2 separate regions of the Mus musculus genome follow, and region 1 is linked to region 2. Evidence: chromatin loops called from intact Hi-C (ENCODE). Cell type or tissue: gastrocnemius. All regions are shown on one strand.

Evidence for each region. Peaks named below come from ENCODE experiments on the same cell type or tissue, not always from the same donor. Only the 100,000 strongest peaks of a DNase experiment are listed, where the experiment ranks them.
Region 1: it touches region 2 in a loop (11-fold over the local background); 10 of 42 quality-filtered maps call a loop at or near these places.

The regions. Positions count from the first base shown.
Region 1 is chr10:86,970,660-86,973,159 of GRCm38, forward strand. Stab2 (stabilin 2) reads right to left here. Exons shown (of 69, transcript NM_138673.3): 6 at 2,178-2,273. It overlaps Gm16271 (predicted gene 16271), which reads left to right and starts at 1,482. Exons shown (of 5, transcript NR_165263.1): 1 at 1,482-1,640. In gastrocnemius, a CTCF peak has its summit at 1,460 (motif pointing right); DNase peaks (open chromatin) are centred at 1,506 and 1,940; H3K4me3 peaks cover 1,171 bases; H3K27ac peaks cover 1,512 bases.
Region 2 is chr10:87,019,646-87,022,145 of GRCm38, forward strand. All of the region lies in intron 3 of Gm16271 (predicted gene 16271), which reads left to right. Among named protein-coding and RNA genes, the nearest start is that of Stab2, 13 kb to the left of the region's middle. In gastrocnemius, a CTCF peak has its summit at 1,231 (motif pointing left); a DNase peak (open chromatin) is centred at 1,263.

The DNA of each region.
Region 1 (2,500 bases), 49 kb before region 2:
TCGAACTCAGAAATCCGTCTGCCTCTGCCTCCCGAGTACTGGTATTAAAGGCGTACACCACCACGTCCGGCTAGTGCTTCTACGTGCACAAGCCACACTGGGTTCTGGGTATTCAAACTCAGGTCCCCGTGCTGACACAGCAAGTACTCTGAGATGCTGAGTCCTCTCCCCAGTCCTGGAACTTACTTTTAACCACAACAGCCACTAAAGGGCAGCTAAGCAAAGATAGTGTCACGGAAAAAAAATGTAGCATGATCTCATACGAAATTATGAACTGACCCAGGCTAGTAGGTCTTATGGCATTGGACAGGTGTATCTTTCCAGTCTCCATGTTTCTCCCAGCAACTTAAATAATCCAAACATAGCTCATGGCTTTGATGTAGTATCCTGCTTTATGGCTAGAGAACCATAATGTCAAACCATTGGGGTTTATGTTTATTTCATATAGAAGTTGGCATTAACTAGTTTAGGATCTACCAAAATTTATCCAATCTCAACATTCAGGTTATTTCCACCTTGTTTTCTCTTACAAATGCTATGCCATGGATTTATTGGTCTATAAATTCTTATCTAACCCTTCTCAGCCCTCCCCCTTTTCAGGGTAAATTACAGCATCACCCTGTAAGTCTGTGTTACAGTTGGTAGGTTCCTCCGCCTTAGCTGGTAGGAACCCACACCTTTACTGTCATAATCCATTTGCAAATGGAGGAATAGAATGGGCAAAAAATCATACCAAACAAAAGCACCCTCCATCTGATTTCCGCCTGGCTGTGTGTGTGTTATCGCAGTTACTTGTGGGTTCTTGCCCTGTGCTTATTGCTGCTTTTCACGTCTGATTCTGATTATTTGCTCTTAGGTCTATTTTTAAAAAATACTCCTGACATTAAAAAAGTATACCTGCCATGAGAATTGCATTTTTTTTGTCCCAGTCTTTATCTTATGGCTTGACAAAAATTATGCTTCACTTGGAAGCAAATTTGACATTCCTTCCATGGGAAGCTCTCTGGACTGGATCCCTGTCTTACTGAGAAGGTTTGCTCACAGGTCTCCTGGGTGGTAATGGGTGGTGTCAGGTGGACAGAGACTAGCTGAGGTCACAGAGAGGACAGCACCCCACCTGGGGTTAGTGTGAACTTTTTTCACAGGTTTGCAGGGCTGTGTTGAAAAGACAGAGGCTGACTGGTATATGTACTGGCCATATCCACAGTACATACACACCTTGGGCTTCCAATACAACGAGTCTGTCCTGCGTGGAATCCAAACTGTTCTATATTTTTTTATTCCATCGGAGACTATAATCCAGAGGGTCTGTTGAGTGACCATTTTGATTATTTTAAAAATCATCTCAGCTTCTAATTCACTCTGTGGAAACTGCTTTGCCATTGGCTGAGCTAGGACTGGGAGAGGCCTTTAACAGGGAGGTCAAAAGGGAATTTCTCTTTTCTAGACAGAATTAAGGTTTGCCAGTAGAGGGCGCTGGCAGTACAGCGTAGCAGGCAGGAGCGACTGGGCTGCAGGGTAGAGCGCTCAGTGGGGTGCCTCTTTTGTTTTGTTTTGTTTTTGCTGTTGCAGCTGTCCACAGGGCTCAGTGGGATTTCTGCCGGGCTGTGCACCCGGAGTGCACCGGTCTCATCTTTAAGGTCAGCCCCCCTGATTTCACTCACCCCTGCTCTTCATCTTCTAACCAGACCTAGTGTCATAGACTGTAAATAACTTCCCATGGATCCCAATGCTTTGGCCCCCATTTCTATTTGTCATTTCTGTGCCCTTGGGTAAGTAAGTCACCTGGCTTTGGAAACTCTGTTTCTGCCGTCGTCTGCGTTTGTTAATGAGTTTTTATAACTGAGGCGATACTTTGTCTTCTTTATGGACTGTCTACTGCCATGGCCCCTGTTGTCCTCCCAGCCTGAATACTTCGTTCAGTACCCCGCCCTTCATGCTGCCTTCGGCTCAGCCTTCCCTACAGCACGGCTCTTGCCAATCATCCACCCACTGCCTCCCCCCTCCCCCTTGCTCTTCTCTTTACCTCTTCTTACAATGTTTGCCTAGTTTTCGGCTCCCTCTTACGAAACATTTGACAGTCCATCAGCTCCAGTGGAGCCCCAGTAACAAACAGAAAAGAAAAAACACATCCCAGCATCTCTTTGGTCTGGTGTAGTGGGTGAAGAAACACTTACGCTTGTCACACCTGGGCCCCCTGTACGCAGACAAGCACTCACAAGTTCCGTCACCACTGATCCCGCTGTTGCACACACCATGGACACAACTGCACACTGTGGGCAGAAAATGAGGGTCTGTCATCATCTGATAGGGGTTCTCCTAAAGATCCTGGAAGGGTAACAGTCTCAGACAGCCCTTCTGTCTGTCTGTCGGTCTGTCTGTCTGTCTGTCTGTCTGTCTGTCTGTCTGTCTCTCCATGAGGTAGAGGAAACTCCCAGAGAACCTAGCTTAAATCCTGGCTATGTTTTTTTCTTTTATCCTAGTTGGGATTTTCAGAGTG
Region 2 (2,500 bases):
GGCACAAAATTAATGAACTGATTCTTTTTTTCATAGCTTAGCTGGGGCTCTGCTAGTTAGGAGCCTCCCAGAGAGAAGCACGTGCTGGCTCATCTTGCCCTTCTGATAGCCAACACTGCACAATAATGAGCTTACGTAAGGCTCACACAGACACACACATAGATGACACACACAGACATAGACACACAAAGACACACATAGATGACACACACACAGACACACAGACATACACAGATACACAGACCTATACACAGACACAGACACAGACACACACACACACACACACACACACACACACACACACTCATGGTCCTTGGAAAGTAAAACATCAGATGTAATGCTTTTAAAAAGTATACATTTAAGTTTATTAGAAGGAAACAAGATATATAAAAGTACAACCTAATGCTCTTTAAAACTGAAAGGATTCCTAGGACCAAAACATTTGAAAAGTACAATTCCAGCCGAAGAGGCAAGGGGAGTGAGAGGGAAGCTCATGACAGGCAAAAGATGTGGCTATGGTCAGTGGAGTCTGAAGTGAAAATCAGATGACCGAGTAAAGACAGATTTCGGGCTGGCTCATGGGAGCAGTAGGTACCTTTATAGGAATTACCATGGATTTATCCTGTGGTAAAGCTTGGTAGTCAGCTTGACACACCTGGGAAGAGGAAGTCTTGACTGAGGAATCCCTGTTATCAGACAGGCCTGGAGGCACATCTGGGAGATGTTTTCTTAATCGATTCAGGAGCGGCATTGAGCAGCTCAAAACTGTCCTCTTCATTCTTCCACTGGTTTGCTTGTGACAGTTGACAAAGCAACCTTTCTGTCTCTTATCTAGAAAATGCACAACTAGTGACTAGTATACTTGAGAACTTTGTAATTTGCACAAATTCTTGCATGCTTTCCTGCAGTTACATTTGATAATTACCACATCACTGTGATAAAATCCACAAAAAATGCTGGAAAGCTTGGTGCTGGTTTGAAGCATTTCCCCCTGGTGTTTGACTATTATGATATAGTTAGAGTCATAAGACTTGAGAAGGCAAATGTGCAGAACTGACCTATGCTTACGGGTAAAAATAATCACCGATAGCTACATTTGCTGTAATGGCATCACGTAAATTACAGATTCCTCCATCGGCTCGTTTATCCTGCTGCCTATTTTTTATGCATTCGTTTGTTTTAGAGACCCTGCCTTGGCATCTACAATGTGCCAGACACGAGACTGTATGAGGGTGACACCACACTGAACAAGAACGGCTGGCACCCCCTGCTGGAGCTTCATCCAAGTTACACACCCACTTGTCTCGTCCCGTGTCCGTCCCCCCCCCCCCCCCCCCGCTTGATTCTCCATCCTCTGCAATCTATTGCGCAGGTCTGGATGAGGTCATCCGCTGCCTTGCTACTGAATATCACTTCATTTGCACACCGATTTCTTTCCTAAGTCCGTTTGAACAGATTTTCTCACACCTGGTGGCTTAAAGAACATAATCTGAACTCATAGTGTCAGCAGGGCTACGGTTCCCGGAAGGGCTCCTCAGGAGAATCCTCCCTTGCCGGAAGGTGTTCTTTGCTTATGGAGATATAAAGCGAGCATCTGATTCTGTCTTCATACACTTCTCTCACCCTTTCTGCCTGTCCACTGCCTGCCTCTTTTGAAGACATTTGTCATGGGGTTTATAGCTCATCTGGATAGCACAAGGTGATATTTCAAAACCTTTGACTTAGCTACATTAAAAAAAAGTATTGATGTTAGAACCACATTTGCTGGTTCTAGAGGCCAGGACATGGACATGTCCTTATGGGGGCTGTCTCACAACGCACTGCAGACGCATAGGACTTGTTAAATCCCACGACATACACATAGGCTGATAGTTCTTACTTAAATGTAGCAGATGGAACATTTCCAAGATCAGTCTGGTGTCTCTACATGACCAGGTGGCTTCTGTTAGGATGTTCTTCCTGATGGTGCAAACCTGCAGCTGGTACATCCAAGATGCAAGCAAGCGGCTGCCATTGGCATTTTGCTGACCTATTTTCCTATGTTTTGCCCTGATTCATTGTACCCGAGACCTGATAGTCTTTGAGATTTCATTGCTGAGGGCTTATGCCACCGGAGATGAAAACCTTAAAAGAAATCATCATCATCCTCCCCTCCCCCCTCCTCCCCCTCCTCCCCCTCCTTCCCCTCCCCCCTCCTCCAATCCCCCTCCTCCCCCTCCTCCTCCTCCTCTGGAGAACTTACAGTGCTCCAAACAATGAGAATTCAATGAAGACATGAATAGCACCCTTTTTAGATGAAGTCTCAAACTTTAAAAACGGATGTAACTTTTAACATCAAATATGTTGAGATCTGCATCAGGTTTGAATCCAAGGTCAAGCGACTACAAAGCTTGTGCTCACTCCCGCTATTACCGGTTGCATCTCCGTGCAGTACAGGATACTCGGTTAGAATATATCATCCATTAGCAGATAGAATCTGATAGTAGCAGAACTTGCTGAC